Regions from separate parts of the Homo sapiens genome. Here region 2 is linked to region 1. Evidence: chromatin loops called from intact Hi-C (ENCODE). Cell type or tissue: heart right ventricle. All regions are shown on one strand. Each heading gives the region's core, and the rest is flanking DNA. Links, peaks and the distances in the headings are about the cores only.

The links. Hi-C counts contacts between places; a loop is a spot of excess contacts. Peaks named below come from ENCODE experiments on the same cell type or tissue, not always from the same donor. Only the 100,000 strongest peaks of a DNase experiment are listed, where the experiment ranks them.
Region 2: a loop joins it to region 1, with 2.0 times the contacts of the local background. A loop is called at or near these places in 32 of 110 quality-filtered maps.

The regions. Positions count from the first base shown.
Region 1 is chr2:219,555,583-219,562,480 of GRCh38, reverse strand. OBSL1 (obscurin like cytoskeletal adaptor 1) reads left to right here. Exons shown (of 21, transcript NM_015311.3): 8 at 1-79; 9 at 2,984-3,256; 10 at 4,022-4,297; 11 at 4,371-4,658; 12 at 4,863-5,138; 13 at 5,758-6,027; 14 at 6,189-6,461. Among named protein-coding and RNA genes, the nearest start is that of MIR3132, 9.9 kb to the right of the region's middle. RefSeq lists enhancers at 993-1,856, 2,040-2,334 and a silencer at 4,602-4,792. In heart right ventricle, for the core only: CTCF peaks have their summits at 1,707 and 1,912 (motif pointing right); no DNase peak of the experiment used is centred there; H3K27ac peaks cover 879 bases.
Region 2 is chr2:219,636,827-219,639,326 of GRCh38, reverse strand. SLC4A3 (solute carrier family 4 member 3) reads right to left here. Exons shown (of 23, transcript NM_005070.4): 16 at 2,453-2,500; 17 at 1,516-1,746; 18 at 1,074-1,163; 19 at 458-624. Among named protein-coding and RNA genes, the nearest start is that of SLC4A3, 10 kb to the right of the region's middle. In heart right ventricle, for the core only: a CTCF peak has its summit at 1,032 (motif pointing left); DNase peaks (open chromatin) are centred at 326 and 366; H3K27ac peaks cover 2,210 bases.

The DNA of each region.
Region 1 (6,898 bases), core at 518-3,017:
GCTGTCCAGCTCGAGGACTCCGGCGAGTACTTGTGTGAAATTGACGATGAGTCGGCCTCCTTCACTGTCACCGTCACAGGTGTGGGCCCAGCCCAGCTCCCCGGGGTCACAGAGACAGCCCTGAGCCCTGGAGGAGCTGGCCACATAGCCCCAGCTAGCACCCCGGGGAGGAGGGAGGTGTGGGCTGCAGGTGCATGTGCCAGGGTTCTTGCTGAGATGAGCCCAGGGCCCCTATTCAAGGAAACAAGCCCCTCCCCGGTGCCCAAGGCCAGGCCTAGCTCTGCTCCACAGCTCATTTACTGAGCACTTTCCCTGAATCAGGCACTGGGAGTAGCAGGTGAGTAATGCAAATACGGTCCCTATTCTGAATGAGCTGCCAGGCTAGGTGAGGAGGCAGCTGTTAACCAGGGGTCGCAAACGGGTAGTCCTGGGGCCCTGCGCATTCCACACATGTGCTTTGTTTGGTCTGCAGAGTCTTACCAAAGTCAGGACAGTTCAAATAACAATCCGGAGTTATGCGTCCTCTTGAAAAAGCCGAAGACCCGGCGGCTCTGGTCCCGCTTCCCCCCATGGCGACGAACAGCTGGCACTGAGTAGCAGCTGCCCCCATAGTTTGGGGCCCACATTCCTCTGTCCCACCTCCCTGCCATTGCTTTTTGCCTCTCCCCAGACTGCTTCAGCCGCTAACCTAACCTGGCCCCTGTGGGCATTTGAGTTTGCGACCCCTGTGTTAAACCAATAAACATGCAAATAAATGTACAGTGACACCTGGTGATAAGTACTGTGAGGGCCAAGGGCAGAGGGCTCAAGAGCACAGAGCAGGAGGGTCAGGGAGGCCTGGGAGAAAGTCACCCTTCCACACACGGGAGCCAGCAGCACGCAGACACGGCCGCTTCCCTCTAGGACTGCACAGCCTGGCAGGAAAGCCAGACGCATTCCAGGATCTTAGAGCATGGGTTGTTGAGGGCCAGTCTAGGGACCCTGGGGCTGGGAGCCACCACCCTGGCCAGGCAACAGGAAGTGCTTTCAAAGCTGATACTGGAGCTAAGTGGGGTGGGGTGTGGGGGAATATTCAAAGCGGGAGAAGCACAGGACAACTGTGGAAGTGACGGAGGTTCAGTGCCGGAGACCTCGGGGTGACGGCTCACAGCGCCCAGCCCAGTGTGTGTCTGGGGCTGGGGGTCCATAGGGCTAGGCAGCTCTGGGGGGCACAGAACCCCAGTGGCTGCACTGGAGCCCCCATCCTACTGCGGCCACAGTCCTGTCCTCTCCCAGCCCTGCCCTGAAAGTCACGCCCCATGCAGAGCTGTTTAGGGCCCCCCTGCTCCTTGCACCCCAGCTAATGCACTCTACACACACAAGCCCACAATGCCTAAGAGGCCTTCTGCACATATTCTGCCCTGTCGTAATCATCTTCACCCTCTCCCACCCAGCCATGGCCAGACAGAATGGCCACAGCCACACAAACTCCAGCCCATGCTCAGGCTCCCCACAAACACCAGTCTCTTCACAGGGAAGTTCACACAAACACCACCTCTGCTCTAGGCCAGAGCGAATCAAGTCTGACACCAAGCTGAGGTCCCGGGGCTGGGCAGCCACCCGGTCCCATCACTGCACCCTGTCCTCACCCCACTGCCCTCATCACCTTCCCCACTCCTCAGGCAGCTGCATTCTGGTCTCTCCTGGCCTTGCTCGGCCCCAGAGGACCAGCCTGCATCCCCCAGACCCTTAGAGCAAGCAAGCCCATGGGGGAGGTGGGTTGTGTGGCTCAAGGCAGGAGTCTCCGTGGAGGCTGGGGGGCTGAGTGGGAGCTTGTGGTTACCTCGGCCCATGCATGCCCCTATAAACCACCCCCAGCCCCCACCCCCCCAACCCTGGCCCCTGATTGGGAAGCTAGCAGTTCCTCAGCCCAGCCACCAGGGGGCCAGAGGCTAATGGAGCAGTAGTCGCCCCAAAACTTGAAGATTCTGGGGGGACCTGGGGGCAGCAGGGGTGTGGGCAGGCCTGGGCTCCATGCGCTGGTCACCTCTAATATTGACATGGTTCCCTTTCTGCAGAGGAGTGACCAGAACTTGGAGATGAGCTCCCAGAATCAGCATTTAGCACCCCTGGGGAACTCTCAGACAGACGTTGAATGCAAAAAGCATTACTGAGTTCCTGCAAGCCTTGGCTTGGAATTCCTGCCACTACCTGTGGGGTCTGAGCCTCCCTTTAACAGAGGGTATTTCCTCCTCCTGCCCCAGAGTGGGTGTAGCCAGCTGTGACCTTAAGGAAGTTGTATAATCACTCTGTGCCCAGTCCCTTATATGGAAAATGGGGACAAAACACTACCTTCCTCTTAGGATTGCCGTGAGAGTTAAATGTTTCAAGTGCTTGGGACTGTTCCTGGACCTTAGGAAGTGTCATATCAATGTTTGCTATTGTAGATCCACCATCCCTTATCCATGGTTCCAAAATTCCAAAACTCTCAAAATCAAAAGGCTTTTTGTAAGTTTTGTATTCCAAGTCATTTCAGGAAAACCTGAGCTTGATTGCTCTGAAGCTATTTCTATGCTTTAATTATCCTGCTGAGGGTGAATATAGCTATAGCTGTATATCTATAAGATATGAGTGTCTTATAGATATATGCTTGTATCTGTAAGATTCTGTATCTTTCAATCTATCCTGCTTAGGGTGAATGTAGTATGTGTTATACCACAGACATGTTAACGTGACCGATGAAGGGGGAGGCTCCCGTGGGGGCTGAGGAAGGTATGTGATAGATGAGAAACGCATCATTTCTGGAATCCAAAGCATTCTGGATTCTGTAACACCCTCTGGCCCCAGGGATTTCAGAGAACAAACTGTGGACCTATTATTGCTTATTATTATTTTACTTATTATTCTCATTATTATGTGGGTGATAGGGACTTCATGCTGCCGAATGGCTCCAGAGAGGCTGACGGTGAGCTTGTGACAGGCTGTGGTTGTCCCCACCCTGCAGAACCCCCAGTGCGGATCATATACCCTCGCGATGAGGTGACCTTGATCGCCGTGACCTTGGAGTGTGTGGTGCTGATGTGTGAACTGTCTCGGGAGGATGCCCCTGTGCGCTGGTACAAGGATGGGCTGGAAGTGGAGGAGAGCGAGGCCCTGGTGCTGGAGAGGGATGGGCCACGCTGCCGCCTGGTGCTACCTGCTGCTCAGCCCGAGGACGGGGGCGAGTTTGTATGTGATGCTGGAGATGACTCGGCCTTCTTCACTGTCACTGTCACAGGTGGGCAGTCTCTGCAGCACAGAGAGGAGGTAGAGAGGTAGGGGGCTAAGGGACAGACACCCACCTAGCCCCACCTCCCCCACCCCATCCCCAGCCTTCCCCTTATCCAGCTTCCTCATGTTTGGCCATCAGAATCCTGCTTAGCCACATCAGGTCAGGACCAGAGGCCTGGTGGGAGGGTGCCCAGCAATTAGAACCATTCGTTCATTCATCCATTCGTTCAATACTCATTGAGCAACTACTATGTGCTTGGCACTGTTTTAGATGCTGGGGATACAGCAGTGAACCAATAAGACTAAACCTCTTGTCTTCACAGAGTTTAAACTCTGGTGAGGGTGGACAGACAAAAAATAAAAGAGATGGTTTGTCAGGTGGTAACAAGTGCATCAGAGGCAAGGCAGGGAAAGGGGATAGGAAGTGGGGATGGGTGTGGAGTGGGGTGTGTAGATCTGGGTGTGAGTCTAGATCTGCCTCTTTCTGTCTGTGTGACCTTAGGCAAGTCAGTTTCTTCTAAAGAGGCCTCAGGTCCTCAGCCATGAAGTGCAGCCAGCAGCTGTGCACCTCTTGAGGGTGGTCAGAGTAACTGATTGAAAAAACACAGGGTTCTTAGGACAGTGCCTGGCACACAGCAGCTGCTCCATGGACTGCAGCTGGCACTGTTCTCAAGAGCTGTGCTGCCAGTGGGGAGGGCTGAGGATCTGGCGGGTGAGGCAGGAGAGGCCTGCTGGCCAAGCCTATGTGCCCCTCTCCATGCCCACCCACCAGCCCCACCAGAGAGGATTGTGCACCCGGCAGCCCGCTCCCTGGATCTGCATTTTGGGGCTCCAGGGCGCGTGGAGCTGCGCTGTGAGGTGGCCCCAGCTGGGTCTCAGGTGCGCTGGTACAAGGACGGGCTGGAAGTGGAGGCATCAGATGCCCTGCAGCTGGGTGCCGAGGGGCCCACCCGCACCCTGACCCTGCCCCACGCCCAGCCTGAGGACGCCGGGGAGTATGTGTGTGAGACCCGGCATGAGGCCATCACCTTCAATGTCATCCTGGCTGGTGGGTGCTCCTGGCCAACCCAGGGCAGGGAGGCAAGGGCAAGCATGGGATGACACCTTCCTCTCTTCTCCAGAGCCTCCAGTGCAGTTCCTTGCTCTAGAGACAACTCCAAGCCCGCTCTGTGTGGCCCCTGGGGAGCCAGTGGTGCTGAGCTGTGAACTGTCCCGGGCTGGCGCCCCCGTGGTCTGGAGCCACAATGGGAGGCCCGTGCAGGAGGGCGAGGGCCTAGAGCTCCATGCCGAGGGCCCCCGCCGAGTCCTCTGCATCCAGGCTGCAGGCCCAGCCCATGCAGGGCTCTACACCTGCCAGTCTGGAGCAGCCCCCGGAGCCCCAAGCCTCAGCTTCACCGTCCAGGTGGCTGGTGAGTACAGCCTGGGCATTAAGCCTGAGAGTGGCACCAAGCCTGAGAGTGGCACCCCAAACTCTGCGGGATTCCTGCTTTTCCAGCATGCCTTGCCCATCCCTGGCCCCACTTCTCTCAGTACCTTCCCCGTCATGCCTCCCCGTGCCCTCCTCAAAGCCCTGAGCCTCTCCCTCCCAGTGACCTCCAGCTCTGACTCCACAGAGCCCCCTGTGCGGGTGGTAGCTCCCGAGGCAGCCCAGACGAGGGTTCGGAGCACCCCAGGCGGGGACCTAGAGCTGGTGGTGCACCTCTCCGGGCCAGGGGGCCCTGTACGCTGGTACAAGGACGGGGAGCGACTGGCAAGCCAGGGGCGGGTGCAGCTGGAGCAGGCCGGGGCCAGGCAGGTGCTGCGGGTGCAGGGGGCACGGAGCGGGGACGCTGGGGAGTACCTGTGCGATGCGCCCCAGGACAGCCGCATCTTCCTTGTCAGCGTGGAAGGTAACAGTGTACCCCTCACACCCTGTGGGCTGTGGCACCCCAAGGACCATCTGCCACTTTCTAGGGCCCCCTTACTCCTCCACCCCCGCTTTGCTGCTTCTGGCTCCAACCAGTGCGTGCATGACCATCACTTGGATAGGGGCTCAGGGCTCCTCTTTCCAGAAACCCTCATGTTGAGAGCAGCATAAACCAGTGGTTAAAAGCAGGGGCTCTAGAGTCCACCCAGCCAGGTTCCAGCCTAGATTCTGTGCCCCAGTAGCTGTGTGACATTGGCCAAGTTGTTCAACCTGTCTGAGCCCCGGCTCTGAAAAGAGGGGATAGTGCTTTTCTTATAGGCCTGTTGTGACAAGTAAATGCTGTAAATAGGGTCCCTGGTAATTGATATTATTAGGGTGCCACCAAGGTGGGGTGCTAGGCTAGGATTATGAGGAACTGACTAAAAGGAGTGGCAGGGAGCTGGCATCTTGTCCTTTGGGCCATCGGTGTGGTCGATACATAGTAGGTCCTCACAGAAGGTCTGTTAAATGACTGGGGACGAGGGCCTGCATCCTGAGGAGGGGATGAAAAGGAGAGAGAAGAAAAGACTCAGCCCAGCTCACTGCCTTACCGTGCCCCTTAGAGCCACTGCTGGTGAAGCTGGTCTCGGAGCTGACACCACTCACTGTCCACGAGGGCGATGATGCCACGTTCCGGTGTGAAGTCTCCCCACCAGATGCCGATGTCACCTGGCTGCGCAATGGGGCCGTCGTCACTCCAGGGCCCCAGGTGGAGATGGCCCAGAATGGTTCAAGCCGCATCTTAACCTTGCGAGGCTGCCAACTGGGGGATGCAGGGACCGTGACTTTGCGGGCAGGGAGCACGGCCACAAGTGCCCGGCTCCATGTTCGAGGTTAGGTCCTGATGAGGATGAGATACTCTGTGTCCCGTGCCTGTACTCCCAACCAGGATTCCAGCAGCCTTGCCTCTCCACCTAGGGACAGACCAGTGGGATGGAGCAAGGGGCCAGCCTCCAACCCCACCAGACTCCATGGCCTCCTTCTTCCCCACCAGAGACAGAGCTGCTGTTCCTACGGCGGTTGCAGGATGTGCGGGCAGAGGAAGGCCAGGATGTGTGTCTCGAAGTGGAGACAGGCCGAGTGGGTGCAGCGGGGGCCGTGCGCTGGGTGCGAGGTGGGCAGCCCCTGCCCCACGACTCTCGCCTGTCCATGGCCCAGGATGGGCACATCCACCGCCTCTTCATCCATGGTGTCATACTGGCCGACCAGGGCACCTACGGCTGCGAGAGCCACCACGATCGCACCCTGGCCAGGCTCAGCGTGAGGCGTGAGTGCCCCGTCCTCTCTTAATGCATTACCCACCCTACACCACAGCCTTTTCTGGCTGTCCTGGAGTCCCTCAGGCCCCCACCAAAGTGCCCCTCATCGCTGAGAAAAGTCACCCATGGCCGTCCCAGCAGCAGCTTGCCCAAAGCAAAACTTTTCTTTTTCTAATATTTTTTATTTACCTTAGAAGTCCATGTGGATTTTGCATTCCATTGCATATTTCCAAGTCGGCTTTGCTATAAACACAAATATTCTCCAGAAAGACTTGCCATGGGCATCCTTCAGGCATGTATTCTAGGGATACACATACCCACTTAAGTAGCAGGGATGGCTGTCAAACAGCACCCCACACCTCCCACCCAAAGCTGGAGCCCTCTGTTTCCTATGTGACCTCATGCAAGTTAACCTCTTTGAGCCAAGTCTCCTTAAAAATGGGGC
Region 2 (2,500 bases), core at 1-2,500, 77 kb before region 1:
AGTTCTCACATTGAAGCAAATGTGAGACAAATTCTCATACTGTGAATATTTAAAACACCACAAAAGCCAGATGCCAGATCTTACCACGTTATTGTGGTTTAACCAAAATTAGATACATGTGAGCATCCCTGGGTGCAAGCTTAGACTGCTAGAGTGTTCTGAGCACTGTCAAGTGCCACCCTGCAAAGAGTGGTGGCAACAGATAGATGTCATGTCAAACCATCACGGGGAAACCATGCCCCTGCCCCGGATGCCACTGCTCTCTGCTCCTCCCCCACCTCCTCCTCACCCCTGCCAGCTCCTCCACACACACTCTCTTCCTCAAGGATTGCCACCAGCTCCCACCACCCAGCACCCTGATACTGATAATGATGTCCCTGCTATAACCCTGAAACCAAGCCAAGGAGCCAAGGAGCTTGGCCTCGTCCCTCCCACCTCCTCCTCCCATCTCTCTCACGCCGTGATCTGTGTCTCCATGAAGATCAGGATGAGGACGAGGAGGGCGGGAACAGCGGCTGCCACCATCATCCACGGCGGGAAAGGACGGGCACTGCCCAGGGGTGGGATGAACCACGAGCGCTTATCGGGAGAGGTCACTGAGAGCCCTGTAGGCACTGTCAGCTTCTGCATGGCAGGAAAACAGGGTTCAGGGACACAGCCTCCCCATGCTAGAAAGCCCACCAAGCAGCCCACTAAGCTGCGTCCCCAGTCCAGGACTTCAGGGAGCTGGGGTGTGAACAGGTCAGGGGAAAATTAGTTTTGCATCCTCCAGAAGTCACTGTCCTTTCAAGGATCCAATAGAGGGCAGGGAAATGAAGCGCCTCCTCCCTGAGCCCCAGAGCTTCAGGGGACCTGTGTGGGATACTGTCATTCTGCTCCCAGCCCCACACCTGCTTCTCCCGGATTCATCACTCAGGCTCCCTGGGGAAGGCCCTCAGCCCCCAGGGCGGCCACTCCACTGGGAAAGTTGAGTTCAGGCCTGATCCCAATCCCAGGGCCCATGGAAGTGTGTTGTGGGCTCCCTCTCCTGGCCTGGGGGTGACAGCAGCTGCCACAGGCTGGGGCTCCCTCACCTGCGTGTAGGTGTCTGTGATGGAGTAATCCACCAGGACCATCACCAGGATGGAGATGGGGATGCCAAAGTCCCCGATGATGCGACGAGCCTTGAGAGGGGCCAGTTGGGGAAGGGAGCAAAAGGTGGAGGCAAGGTCAGCAGACTAACACGGGGCTTGCCATCTCTGGCCCTGCCTGGGTCCAAGCTGGAGCCAGAAGGCCCCCCACGTGCCTCTCAACCCCACAGGTGCCAGCGCAGCCTGGGAGGCTGTTGTCTTGATTAGACTTCTCTGAGCAAAGGGCAAGAAGACACCCAGGGAAGAGGCTTCCGAAGGGGTGAGGGGCTGCCCGAGCTGGGTTTTGGTCCATGGGCTGACCGGGGAAGGGGTGCAGCCTCTCTGGGGAGCTCCTACAGCAGGAATTGTGGGACTCTTGGGGGCTCCACACCCAGCAGCCACGCACCTTGCCCCCCAGGAAGCGGCTGTTCCTGAACTTGCGCAGGAAGAAGGCTATGAAGAAGGTCCCGAGCATGAGGATGAGTGAGAGCAGTGCCGTATTGGGCTGGTTCCTCGGGCTGGGGGGGCCCTCGGTGGGGGGCAGGGCACTGCCATTTGGCTCCAGACCAGCATCCAGGGACCCCTCCAGGGCCCCCTCAGGGGGGTAGAACGGCAGCAGTGGGTGCTCTGTGAACACCTGTGTGTGGATAACAAGGATGCCTTGTCACTCACCTGGCAGGTGACCTGACTTCATCGTCATCAGTACACCTGTGAGAGAGAGGGTGGCCCCTCAATACCTGGTCAGACAACAGTAATGCACGGACATCCAGCTGCACCACACACACAACACACAGAACACACAGAACACACACATACAACACACACAACACGTAACAACACACACATAACACATACAACACAAAAAAAACACAACATACCACATACACACCACACACACAACATACATACACACAACACACACAACATGCACACACAGGCACACACACGCACACACACACAACACATACATCACACACAACACACCATACTCACACCACACCCACACCCACACACACACACACACTCCTCTACAAAAGGTGACCCAAGGACACCCAGCCCCTTAGCACTGACAGCTCCCTCCCCATCACATACCTGTGCAAGTGAGTCCTTATTACTAAGCCTCCAACCAGGTGCTTGGAGTCGTGACCTGGCACCCACCCCCTGGGTCTGACTCCCTCCCCTTCAGCTCAGACCTAGCCTAGGGTGTCCCTAGAACCCCTCACTCCCAACACAGTCCCTCTCCTTGTCCCCTAGTTCTCCATACCTCCCCCTCCCATGCTGTCCTCCCCAGGGCAATGTCCACCTCCATCTCTGCCACCCCCAAGACCTCGCTGGACCTCCACCTTGTAGAGCTTGTAGAAGGTCTCGTAGATGAAAATGAGTGAGATGAG